Regions from separate parts of the Mus musculus genome. Here region 1 is linked to region 2. A link is a contact called in ENCODE POLR2A ChIA-PET data. All regions are on one chromosome and are shown on one strand. Each heading gives the region's core, a stretch centred on a gene start or an enhancer-like site at or near the end of the contact. The rest is flanking DNA. Distances are from core to core; before and after follow the strand shown.

Region 1 (6,968 bases), core at 1,118-3,617, 86 kb after region 2:
CCCATCTGCAACCTACAGCAAGCGCTTCAGGTAAGTGGCTTACCAGTCCTTTGGTAGGAGATTACAAAATCCCGCTACAGGAGATCTCACTCATACTCAGAGCACTTTGTAGACACCAAACAAATGGCTTTTCCTTCTCTGATTCCAGAGTTGCCAGAGGCTTTACTCCTGGGAGCGAGGGGGCACAGAGAGGGGCTCATTCTAACTCAACAGCTAAGAAAAGGCTAAAGCCATCACTTTTTAGAAGAGAGAACTATCTCTGGAACACGGGCCAAAGTGTGGGATCAGAGTAAAAATGAAGGTCACGTTAGAAAAACACCCATGAGGAAGAGCACAAAGCAGAGCTTCCTCTCAGGAAAAGCTCCTTCTGGAGAGGAAGATCATTACACCCCCAATTTCTAAACCTCACCCTGATACATTCCCCCGCGGGTCCCTCATCAAGCCCAGGCTCAGAAGAAGTGGGTATCCAGTCAGGGACAAGACTTGAGTTAAAATCCTGAATCTGTCACTCAGTGACCTTGAACAACTTTGCTGAGCATCAATGTTTTCAACTGTAAAATGGGAAGACAATAATAAGAGTTCCCACAGGTTGAGTAGGAGTATGTAGTATGGAAAAAAATGTATGCAAAAGCGCTCTGTAAAGGATAGGTCACTTGACAAATATATGAGATTATTTACACCATCTCAGCAAGAGACAGGGCTGGAGGAAATATTACCCCCTCACACACACACACACACACACACACACCTTTGCAAGGACAAAAACTCCAACTAAACCAAGCCAGAAAAAAATATAAGTTCCCAGTGTGGTGGCTTGCACCTGTAGTCAAAACTGTAAAGAGGTTAAAGACTGGACTCCAGGGCCAGATCGACCACCCAGGGCTACAGAAAGGCTGTCTCAATCTAAATAAATAAATAAGCCAGTCCACCTACATGGGAATCAACACCCTAGAGCAGTCTTGGGGAAAAAAAAAAAAAAAGAGTATAATAAAATCATGAAGAGGTGGTTGTGAGGGCAAAATTAATAAAGACTAGAAAGGTGGAAAGCCATTTGATTGGCTAAGCATCCTAGGGCGTGACCCTTGGTGACAAGACAGGCCCTGTCACCTGAGAGTACCCCTTCAACCAGACACAATGAAGGCAAGAGAAAGGGAGAAGAGGTAGCAACAGAAGCAGACTGGGCTGGCCAGAGACTGACCATGGGCCCAACAGGAATCCCTATCCTGAGGAGAGGGCCTACCCAGCCCCAGCTTCTCGGCATGGAGCTGACCAGAGGGGCTCATGCCCATACACCCATGTCTCTCACCTGGTAGGGGTCACTATGGTGCCCCAGCGCCTCCGCTTCCGCCTGGGGTACTCCAGTTGCTCTGACAAGCAGGGAGAGGGGCAAGGAGACCTTCCCCCTCGCCACCTCTTCCTCAGCTTTCGCCCTTCCTGAGGGGCGGGCCCGGGAAGCCTCCCCTGGAGGGGAGGGGGTGACAACCTGATCTGACCTCGCGGTCCAGTCCTCCCCCAACTCGAGGGCGACAGTTGCTGAATCCCGGATTTCCGATTGTGGGGTCTGAGCCCCGTATATTTGCAAGGGCTAAAAATGAGTCCGATATCTGATCGCTTGGAGGATGAACCCCGGATATTGGTGCACACAGGGTCCTGAATCCCAGGTATTTTAAATTCTATAAAACAGAGACCCAGGTTTGTAAAGGTTGGGACTTTGGGTCCCAGATATCTGATATACGAGGGTTTGATACCTGGGTATCTGAGAAACAAGGGACCAAGCCCCAAAATTTGGGACCCAGGGGCCTGAGCCCCAGGTCTTCGGCCACGACAAGGGGCCCACCCCGAGGACGCCCGGCTGCACGGCCCCTCTAAGGCTGGGGTCCGAGAGTGACAGCCCCTACTCCAGCCCTGGCCTACTCCCTTTCCCGTCCTCTCTCTCCGGAACAGCTGAAGGACTGTAGCGGAGGCGCTGCTGATGGTCCCTGTGCCTCACTCCCTTTCCTTTTCGTCTCAGCTTCTCACCGCACCACAGCCCTGCTCTCGTCCCGGCCTCCCTCTCTCTCCCTCTCTCTCTTCCTCCCAATTCCAAGATGGAGACCGGGCGGGAGCGCGCAGGCGCGGTATGCACGCCGGGCCAAAGGGGTGGGGCCCCAAAGGAAATAGCCCCGCCCCTCGCCAGTAGCCGCCGCGGCCCAGACGACAAGCTGCCTTCGAGCCCAAGTGCGCGCGCGCCCCGCCACGCGGATCCTTGGTGGGAAGAGGAGAGGAGAAAGGCTTGGCTTGCTTGGGGTGGAGCCCAAGCGCGCGGTCCAAGGACTGCTGGTGGAGAGAGCTGTGGCGCATGCGCCCGCCACGCTTTCGCGCTGCGACTGAGCCTGTTGCTAGGGGAAGCTCTGAGGGGGTGCTCTAGGAAGGAAAGCTGTGGTCTGCGCCTGCGTGCAGGGTAAAGGCTGAAAGGAGTAAAGCAAGGCTGCTGGCAGCTGGGCGCCGGAAAGGCGGGAAACCGGACCATTATTATGTTCACAAGTATCTAAACTAAACCTGAGCTCCCAAGTGCGAGAACGATGTGCCAAAGTTCGGAAAACCCAATGGGTCAAATCCCTACTGGAAAATTGAGGTCCAGTAGGATTGTATAACTTGCCAAAACGCATTAAGCATTTCATACACAGAACATCAATTTAAGTTCATGGAAGAAAACAAATGACAAAGTAGCACAGTTGTGTTCACAGTGTGTCTAAAGAGTATATAGTGCTAGATTAATGCTTACAATTCCAGCACTCAGCAAGCTGAGGCTGAGGCAGGAGGATACCAGTTCTGCAGGGTATGTAACCTAATGGAGTTCCAGTATCAAAAACAAAAAACAAACAGACACACAAACAAACAAAGAACAAAAAACCACAAATATTTTCCAAAGCAAATCCACCAACACGGCCACAGTTTTAAGTGACCTATGCCAACTTGTATTTCAAACTAAGGTCAACAAGGGTAACAAGACGCTAATCATCAGGAAACTAGAGAGGGTGACATCCAAAGATTTTGAGTTCCAGGCCAGGGGGCCCAGGCTTTTCATCCCAGCAACTTGAGAGGTAGAGGCAGGCAGATCTCTGAATTTGAAGCCAGCTAGGGCTCTATAGTGAGACGTGACAAAACAAGGCTGGGGAGCCTGTTCAGTGGTAGAGTGCTTGCCTGCCTAGTGTAGGCGAGGCTCTACATTCAACCCACAGTGCCACAAAATTGGACAGGAGCAAAATGACTAAGTATGTGCTTGCTGAGAAAAGGCTGGTAACCTGTGTTCTATCCCCTGAACCCATGCAAGGGTTGAGGAAGAGAGCACAACTGCTCTGGGACCCCCATGCACGGGCCATGGCATGAGCACACCCAATAAGAAAGAAAAGCCCCCATGGAGTGGTGGCATGTGCCTTTCATCCCAGCACTTAGGAGGCAAAGGCAGGAGGATCTCTGAGTTCTAGGCCAGCTTGGTCTGCAAAGTAAGTTCCAGAACAGCCAGGGATACATAGAGAAACTGTCTCGAAAAACAAAACAAAAAAATTCTTTTACGTCAACAAGGAAAAGTCCCCAGTATTTACTTTAATCCAATCCCCAGTAAGTACCTTACACAATAGTAGTCAAAAGCCATTTATTTTCCCACAGTCTAGTTCTTCACTTTTTGTAATAGGTCTTCTAAACTCAGAAGTGGGCCCCAAGAACTTGACCTGTACCTGGAGAAAAGGAAGAAAACAGGACAGGTAAGAAAACCCCTGGATGAATTTCTGCAAGGATTCAAAAATCAGAGGAAGCGACATCTAGGGATAGGTTCTGGCACTCAATCCCACTGGGGTAGCCTTGGAACTCTAGGATCAACCAGCAGCCAAAAAGCTAGATGCCTTTTCCCACTTCCGAGTGAATAGGCTCCACTGTTTCCTATTGTAAAAAGATGGGTGGTGAGGCCTGGCCCAAAGGAAAATTAGCAGTGTTCTCTGAGCTTCCAGTTCCTCTGGGCTGGATTCATTCCACAGTCTAGGCTGTTTCAGCTTCTCCCACAGAGATGTCCTAGCACACAGAGGCCAGCAGAACCTGGGGAGGGCTTAGGAGCAGGACGAAAAGCATGCAGCTCTCAAACGTGTGTGTGTGTGTGTGTGTGTGTGTGTGTGTGTGTGTGTGTGTGTGTGAGAGAGAGAGAGAGAGAGAGAGAGAGAGAGAGAGAGAGAAGATGAAGAGCTGTTCTGGATTGCTTTTATTCACTAAGAGAGATGTTGTAAATTAGTAGTATTAGTACTATGAGGACCTCATCTACTACATTTGCCAAGCTCTTTCCCTCCAAAGATCTAGTTAGCAGAGAAAACGGTTTTCTATGTGCCCTGGTGACTGAGTGAAGGCATAAAGCGCTTTGGCAGAGTAGACACCAGTACCAGGGATCCCCATTCAGTAGATCCACTGGAGCTGTCTGAGTAGAATTCCAGGAGGGCCAACGGATGGCTCTGTCACTCGGCTGACAACTTGAGTTTGAATCCCAGGATACACAGGATGGAAAGAGAGAATGACTTCCAAACATGTGCTGTTCCATAAACACAAATTCATGGCTCCTCCTCAAATAAATAAATAAACTTAAAAAATAATAATTTTGCCAGGGGTGGTAGTGCATGCCTTTAATCCCAGCACTCAGGAAACAGAAGCAAGTGGAACTTTGGAGCCAGTCTGGCTTACGTAGCCAGCTTCAGGCCAGCCGGGACTACACAATGAGATCCTGTCTCAAAATGAGTAAGTAAATATTAAATAAGTTTCAGGGAAAAAAAATGAAGACTCCATATTTAGGGCAGATCATCACATGTGAGCTCCCTAATTCATCATTGCTGACATGTGGGCGTGTGAAGTTCAGCTCCACTGAGTCTGACAATCAGAACACTACTTGGAAGACATCAGTCACAGAAGATATGTATGAAAGCATATCTAGTTAAAAAATAAGGCCCTGTGTGGTGTTAGTACAAGTCTTTAATCACAGCACTTGGGAGGCAGAGGTAGGTAGATCGCTGATTTTGAGGTCAGCTTGGTTTACACAGTGCGTCAGGTCACTGGGGCTACAAATGAGACCATGTTTCAGAACAAACAAACAAAAAAAAGTAAAAGGAGGCCCAGGTGGCTCTGTGTTAAAAGCACTTACTGCTCTTGAACAGAACTGATTTCCAGCAACCACATCTGGCAGCTGAAAACCATCTCTAACTCCAGCACTAAGGGCTAAGGGATCTACCACCTTCTTCTGCCTTCCTTGGGCACCTGTGCACACATGATGCATATAAACTCTTGCAGGCACACACATATATACATAAATAAAAGTAAATCTTTAAAAAAATGGAAGAGTGGGGCCTTAGGGAGTTAAAAAATGAAAATACAAATAAAAGCAAACGATATCCATGCTTAGAGAGAGCTTTCGCTTCAATAATCAATCACACCTCCAATAGACTTCCTTGACTCTGACCCTGTCGGTCACTAATCACACAGTTGCCATGATCAGTTGTATAACTGAACAGGATAAAGCAGGAGAATGGCTCACAGGGAGAGCAAGGGTGCTATCAAGGAATGTGGGAAAAACAATCTTTCCTTTTCGTTTTCTTCTTCTTCTTCTTCTTCCTTTTTTTTTTTTTTTTTTTTTTTCTTTTCTTTTGTCAAGGCAGGGTTTGTCTGTGTAGCCCTGACTGTCCTGGAACTTGCTCTGCAGACCAGGCTGGCCTCGAACTCAGAGATCCAAATGCCCCTCAGTTTGGGGATCCAAGGTGTGTGCCACCATAACCCAGCAGGGGAGGTATCTGCATTGCGGATAACAGTCTTTTTCTCTTTTGCTAGTATTTATTAGTGTCCACTTTATAACAATTTACCAAATTGTACTTTTATGGTTTTTGTTTACATGAAAGTTATTTATTTCATAGTAAAAATAAGGCCAGCAAGATATCACAGCAGATAAAGGTTCTTGCCATGAAAGCAAGTTTGGTGACCTGAGTTTCATTCTCCTGACCCTATATAAATGTGGAGGTGAAAACCAACTCCATCAAGTGGCTCTCTGACCTCCACATGCACACCATGGCACATGGGTGGACACACACACACACACAGAAGGAAAACAGTAAAAATAATAAAAATATTCTGTTTACAGAGAAAACTGTTCCCAGTTCCCCAAGGACACAGTTGAACAGGGCTCTCAGGGACTCACATGAAGCTATGATGGAGGATGGATGCCAAGGATCTGCTTTTCCAGGTTACAGCTGCCATCCCTTCCCCACCCTAGTTCCCACAGAGCCTCACCTGACAGCAGAGTGAGGCGCAGTCTGTCGCCCTCAAAGCCGTGTTCTAGACCAGTGGAACTCTGGGCGCGGATGGAAGCAGACTGCAGTGGTACAGCAGAGGAGGCCACAGAGCAGAACCAGGAAGAAGCCCAAGCCCAGCACTCTGCTGCCACACAGAGCCAGCTCCTCCTAGTGGTGGGGACAGAGAGGAAGGGGGAATGGTGACAGTGGAGAGGGGTGGGAATCTTGGGAAGATATCGTGCCCCATTCCATGAAGAACAGAGACAGGCCTCCATGAGGCAGAGCCCTTCTGACACCTAGGGGCAGCTACGGGTCAGGTGATGGATAACATTTGTCCAGATGTTTTCCAAACTGCCTTCCTGCCCAATCATCAACTGAACTCTCAATGACTCCCCAGGGGTCACTATTCTCCACATTCCACTTAGCTTCTTCCCTTTCCCTTCCCCTTCCCTTTCCCCTTCCCCTTCCTCTTCCTCCCTCCCTCCGTTCCTTAAACAAGATCTTATTATGTCTCAGTCTGGTCTCAAACTCTCACGTTCCTTCTGCCTTCAGTCTTCTGACTGCTGCGGTAATAAGTGTTTACCGTTACAGCCAAACATAGATGTTTTCAAAATATTTTTTATATCTGTATTTGTACATGGGTGTTTTGTCTGCACATATATCTGTGCACTGCCT
Region 2 (6,538 bases), core at 1,190-3,689:
CTGGTGGAGAAGGGAAGGAGGCAGGCAGATCATTCTTACCCTGGGTAGTTGTCTCGCCATTGGTTCCTGCCAGGGGCACCACACCCTTATCTACCTGCCAGGGAGGAGACCAGCAGTCAGCTTTATGGCCCCTGTCTCCTCTACCCAGCCCAAACTTCACCTTTCACTGTAGCCTCTCATGGCTTGCAAATATTTATGAGAAAAGATGTGTATTATTTGAGAGAAATGTTAACTGGACTAGAGGGACCTGGTGCTACTGCACACTGAGAAAACCTTTTCACTTCTTCACCATGAAATCACCTTCTTGTATCACAGGGAAACCATTAAGTTGGCAACAGAGCGCTTGCCTAACATGCACAAGGACCTAAGTTCACCCCAAACACTGACAAAAAATTATGCTGAATACATCCACACCTGAGTCTCTAGGCCTGCTAGCCCAATATTCACCCCCTCCCTACCTATTAATCCCTTTCTCCAGATCCACCTCTAATCTTACCCCCCCCCCAGAGTCTGCCCTCTTACCTTAATGCCCACAACACCACCCTTGGACTTGATAACTTGGGGGAAGGGACGTCCATCATCTGCCTTCTGGTACAGTGTCTCGTGGAAGAGGATCACCCCCCCAATGCAGGGATTCACACGGTCGTCTGCAGTCAGCAGCAGCTGGCGGTAGAAGCGCCTGTTCTCCTCGGTGTTCTCGGTGCCAATGGACTGCAGGCGCTTGGCAATGCTTCCTGAAGGGAGGAGGGTCATGTGGGGAGATAAGGGGATCAGCCTGCTAGCTCCAACCTTGGGTCCCTCCTCCCCCTTTCTTCTGCCTGTACCGCACCGGTGGACTCATCTGCAGCCAGGATGCCCTTGCCCGGAGCCACAATGCGGTGAGCGATGTCAGACAGCTCCTTCTTCTGCTCCGGGGTCAGTGCTGGGTATGGGTGGGGCATGGTGCCGGTGGCAGTGCTTTCCTGGGTGAGGGAGGCAGACAGAGACCAGCGCTTAGTTGGACCATCCCATGGTCTCCCCGGTAACAAAGCTTCCCTGGAGGCCAGGGCACTAGCCCCCACCTCCCCTGCCCCACTCCCTGAGGGTCCTGGGATACTTCCTGTCCCAGAGCTCTCCCCTACTCCCGACTTCCCTATACTAGACCTGCCTCTTCCTGTACCTTTCCTAACTCTGTCTGTTGCTGGGTGTTGCCCAGCTCAGAGTGGGGTTGCTCACTGGCAACTGGGGGAAAGGAAAAAGCCAGAGCCAGGGACAGGCGGGTCATGTTGAAGCTGGACCCATCTGGCCTGCGCGTTGCCATGGGTCACCTTGCCTAGAAACAAAATTGAACCGGGAATATTTTAGAATTTAAGGATCACGAATAGGGCAGAGAGCCTAATACCCTCATCTGAAAGAGCCCAAGAAAGAAATGATCTGTGCTCAAAGCCACATAGCAACCCAAAGGCGAGAGTTAAGAGAGAACCAAGATTTCCCGACTGAGGTGGGGGGGCCCCTTCTAATCCACCCAGGGCCGGCCCAGGCTTCAAGGACACCCCAAGGTCAGGCTTCTCTCTTCGTGATGGTTGCGGGGGAGGAGCTCGAGGAAAAGGATTAATTATTAGGAAAAACACAGGGCCATCAGAAGCACAGAAAAGGGGCTATGGAGCCCAGGTAGAACGAAACCTTTGCCTCCATACTGTTAGAAGGGGAGGGAAAGGATGTACGAGGCACGTGCACTTCTACGCTACAGCGGTTCCAGACTCAGAATCAAGGTCACAGATAAGGAAAGATAGTAAAGTGTTAATGGGCAACAGAGTACTGCAGCTGAGGAGTTTAGCCTTCTCTCCTGGGGCTCCCCCGAAAGGAAACCAATTTCCTCCACCCCATCGCGTAAATCCTGAGACGGTGTAAGAGCCGATCGCCCCCGTCTCCCCATCGCTTCTTGAGATCTCTTGAATAGGAAATGGGACCCTGATGCTTTGCATAGCGGAGAGTTTTTGCAAAAATAAAGAGGGGTCTGTTTTTCCACCTCATCTTGCTTCCTCCCCCGGCATGACTCAGCGCGCTGAGTTGCTGCGTGGCGCAGCGAACCGCCAGGGCGCAGGCCGGAGAACCCGGGCTGGGGGCAAGCGTGGGGGTAGAAAAAGGAGAAGTGAGGGGCCGTGGGGAAGACGGCTCTGCACTGCCCGCCACCGGCCCAAGATCCTAACCCCATAGACCCTTCCCCGAGCACGTGTCAAATGGCGCTCACCTGGCACAGGACGGGGTGGGTCTGCCTGGTACGCCGGTGGGTAGGCGAAAGGACTAAGGAGCGAACGCGGCTAGGGTCACCAGAACCTCGTTCTGCTGCGCGTTCCAAGAGAACGCAGCCTATTCAGCTGGGTTGGGGGGGACGGGAGGCGGGGCCCCGGACATTTAAAGGCGCCGCTCCGCCCTCTGCAGGTTTTTTCCCTTGCAGGGACGGGAACCGTCCAATTGAAGGTGGGCACTGTGCGCAGCACCGCCCCAAGATGCTCCGATAGGAGGCGGCACTGGGGAGGAGACAAGCGGCTAGAACACGATCCCTCCTCCGCCCCGCTAGGACGTGACTCGAGCCACATCCCGCAGGTCACCAGGCCCCCCCCCCCAACACCCCCCCCCCCAACCCCTGCCTGGCGCGCGCGCGAACATCGTGACTCAGCCGGAATGTGGGTTGGCGAAGAGTAGGGAGGGGGTCAGAGTGAGATGGTGGCTGGCCTCTCCTCCAAGACCCCTGGCTTCCGGCTGTGTAGTTGCAGCCTGACGTCACTGCTAAGAACGCAGAGCTTCGGAGCCTCCCTGCCTGCCTGCTTCGTCGCTTGACTAAAATGCAGGGCGCGTTCCATCTCTCCCTGGCCAGAGCACGGCGCAGCTGACATGGTACGCAGGCAAAACCTCCCAGAACTAGTGTGCCGGCCACATCGGAACTGAGTGGCGTATCCAGGCCTGGCGTTGCCTAGCAGATTGGCGGGAGGCACCACCCGCGAGCTAAACACACCCAGTTTGAGGAAATGACCGACAAGGACTGGCCCAAGCCAGACAGGTCTTTCCCGAACCTGATTTCCTTCTCCAAAATAAAAAAATCCGTCTCGGAGCTCTCTTGTCACCCTGTAACTCTCAGAGCACTCAGTTTCCTCAGGTCCCAATCCGCAACCCCCATTCCCATCCTGCAATCCGGATAGCGGCCCACCTGTGGCGCAGTGACAGAAGCCGCAGAGCCCGGTCAGCAGAGAGTGAGCCCGGCAGTCCAGGGCTGGGTTTTAAGGCAGCTCCTACTCCCCACCCCTCCCCTACACACCCCCGCACCAGTGTCCCAGACCTTCTCGGTAACCCCTGCCCTTTCCCCACCACGAATCCCGCGGCCGGGACCTATATTTAGGGAAACCTGAGGCTCCTGACATTCATCCCTGCGTGGGGGGTGAAGAAGAGGCAGCTTTGGTTTGCCTTGAGAGGAGGAGGTGCCACTGCTCACTCACCGGTCTTTAGAGGAACCTCTTCCTTGGAAATACAGTGAAATTAGTCAAGAAATCAGTCTCAGGTCCAGGATCTGTAAGGCAGAACAAGAAGGGAAAACATCTAGATATTGCCTCCCACTGCCTCCTCTGGTTCCCTCCTCCCTTGACTCTGGTGCCTGCTGGTGGTTGTACTTTTTTTTTTTTTCCAAAGGAGAGCAGATGCAGGCAGGATACTCACCTCTTAAAATAACCAGGAGTCTAAAGGCAGGGTGTGGCTGGCCATCCCTTTATCCTGATAGTCCAGGTTGGCAGAAACCTCCCACACTGTTGCCTGGGTGAGCAATGTCCTGCATCCTCACCCTCACATACAATAGTTTATCAGGGAAGGGAGAGGAAGAAAGGCAGGGGCACTGGCCAGAGCATCAGGCCCTTTTCAGCGGTCCAAGGGCTCTCAGAATCCTGCCTTTCAGAGAACTCAAGGTTCCCAGGTAATTAGGCTGGGCCTGCCATCCATAGCTCCAGTGCAGTAGCTCCAGTAATGATGTCCTGAGGATCATAGAGGGGGCCCTGGGGACTGGCCACTCCCCAAAGAACAACGTCCCCAGCCCCATCTTTCATCTGAGCTTGATCTCGAAACAGAGGCAGTTGAGGCTCTGGCAGTCTGGGAGCTGGCAGGCACAGGCACAGTCACACAGTGGGCAGCAGCCAGGGCATCGAGGGGCCCAACCCTAAAGGAGAAGAGAGAGGTGGGTAAGCAGAGGGGCTGAGGAGCACCCACCCACCAGCCCAGTGGGACGGAGAGACAAAGCACTGGAAAGGAAGCACCCTCCATGCTGAACAGCAGCAGTGATAAAGTATCTGTCCCACTGGGTCCTGTGTGTGTGCGCGCGCGCGTGCGCGCGCGCGCGCGTGTGTGTATGCGCACATAGTAGGTATACTATACTCTCAAAGCCCTATGCAACCTAGAGGAAGTCAGGACCAGAAACATGTTTCAATCCTCATGAAGATAATTTCTGGGCTTTGGACTTTCTTGCTGGCATGAAACCAAACTATAATATCTCCTCCTAACGTTCCTCGTGAGACAGGCTCTCCCTCTACAGCTCAGACTAGTCAAGAGCCATGAAACCCAAGCTGGCCTCAAAAAAAATGACAATCCTTACTTCAACCTACTAAGTACTGGGGTTCCTCTTGTCCTGTTTTGAGACAGGGTTTCACTGTATGGCCTGGCTATCATGGAATTTACTCACTTCCTAGTGCTGACGCTGGCAGAGATAGATCTCTGTGAGTTTGGACCAGCCTGATCTACTATTTGAGTTCTAGGATAGCCAGGGCTACGCAGAGCAGTGGTTCCCAACCTTCCTAATGCTACCTTTTAATACAGTTCCCCATGTTGTGGTGACTCCCAACCAAAAAAGAATTTTTGTTGCTACTTTACACCTGTAATTTTGCTGTTATGAATCATAAATATCTGGGTTTTTATAACCTTAGGTCAGCCCTGTATAAGTTAATACCCACCTCCACCCCCACAAAGGGCCATAACCCACAGGTTGAGAACCACTGACAGAAAGGGACCCTGTCTAAGCCAGGTGTCCGGACCATGGCTCAGTGGTTAAGAGCAATGGCTGTTCTTCCAGAGGACCTGAGTTCAGCTCCCAGCACATATATACAGTGACTCACAGCCATCACGACTCCAGATCCCAAGATCCTGGGGATCTGACATTTTCTTCTGACTTCCTCAGATACATACGAGTCATACAATCGGGCAAAACGTTCAGAGATAAGATAAATCTTAAAGGGAGGGGTTTCCTCAGTGATGAATTGAACTTGGGATGTCACAAACACAAGGCAAGCACTCTGCTTCTGAGCCACCTTGAATGGGGGTCACACTCGTGGGGGGCTCATCACAAAATAATGAGATAGAAACTCAGTGGTTTGCCCAAAAGACTACAACCAGCAAGAGAAACTGGTTTGGACTAGAGTTGCTTTCCCCAGGCCTTGGAGTCTCCCGTGCCTGCCCTCCCAAGGCCAGGAATGCTGGCTTCATTCTAAGGCTTCAAAAGCAAGGATCATTGGCCTAGTGCTCTGTTTAGTATGAGATTTATGCTCAGCAGGTGCCTGAGACACAGAGAGTGTGACCACATGAACTAACCTAAGCATATCACTTTACTCTCCTTAGGCAAAGGCAGAAGAAGGCCTCTTCTGTCTGTCTGTCTGTCTGTCTGTCTCATGGACATAATGTCCTGAGACATAGGAGCATTCACCCCTGTAGCCCACGGCTCCTCTAACCCGAGACAGAAATGATCTACAGCTGCCCCAGACATGGATGGGAGGCAGGCCAAGGCCCTGGAGTGGACATACCCGGCGTGGCTGTGTGACAGACACTGGCTCCTTAAGGCCACGAGCAAAGCTAGTGACAGCCACAGTTGCACAGTTCAATCAGAGACCAGGGCCAAGCCAGGAATAGGGAAATGACCTTTCCAACAGCTGAGGTTTCGGGGTACGGTGTCAGATGGCCAGTGAGATCAGCTGTCAGCAAGTGGGGGAGGGGGAGACCAGCCAGGGAAAGGGGTCTAACCTGGGCCGAGTTACCACCAACGGGGGAGAAGGCTGTAGGCATAATGGTGGAAGGGAGAGAGAAGTGTTTTTCTTGTGTGTGAGAAAGAGTGGTTTGGGGGCATCTCTGGAGATCAAGTCGGGTGTGTGGGTTTCTAGAAGACCACACCATCACTCTGTGTACAGAGCCACTAGCCAGAACACTTCACAGCCCTTACCTCAGAAAAGAGGGTATTAAAAGCATTTCTTGGCTCCATTCACGGAAGGGTTTAGTCCAGCCATTAATAACTGGCTAATGGATTTCTTGACTTTCACAAGCAAAGGTTTCTGGAAGAACTCCACTGTTTAAGTACATTAAACAAGGACTCTGTAGCGGGCTAACCTTGTGTTTCTATAGGCTCTTAAGTGAGGTTTATCTTTGGACCAGGGGAGGACCAGACGTTTTTACTGGCTGGTTAGTGCTTAAGCCCTAGAGTCAAAAATGCCTGCATGCGAATTCCGCCTGATAAAATCATGTTTTGAGCTTCAGTTTC

The links. ChIA-PET counts read pairs that join two places held with the same protein, here RNA polymerase II (POLR2A).
Region 1: POLR2A ChIA-PET joins it to region 2 with 15 read pairs in embryonic stem cell. The contact joins the promoter of Taok2 here to the promoter of Aldoa in region 2. POLR2A ChIA-PET finds 5 or more read pairs at or near these places in 3 of 5 experiments (Patski and embryonic stem cell).

What each region holds. Positions count from the first base shown.
Region 1 is chr7:126,882,600-126,889,567 of GRCm38, forward strand. Taok2 (TAO kinase 2) reads right to left here and starts at 2,368. Exons shown (of 16, transcript NM_001163775.2): 1 at 1,307-2,368. It overlaps Tmem219 (transmembrane protein 219), which reads right to left. Exons shown (of 6, transcript NM_026827.1): 5 at 6,292-6,461; 6 at 3,620-3,716. The coding sequence ends at 6,324.
Region 2 is chr7:126,796,815-126,803,352 of GRCm38, forward strand. It overlaps Aldoa (aldolase A, fructose-bisphosphate), which reads right to left and starts at 2,440. Exons shown (of 9, transcript NM_007438.4): 1 at 2,231-2,440; 2 at 830-962; 3 at 523-734; 4 at 40-94. The coding sequence starts at 941.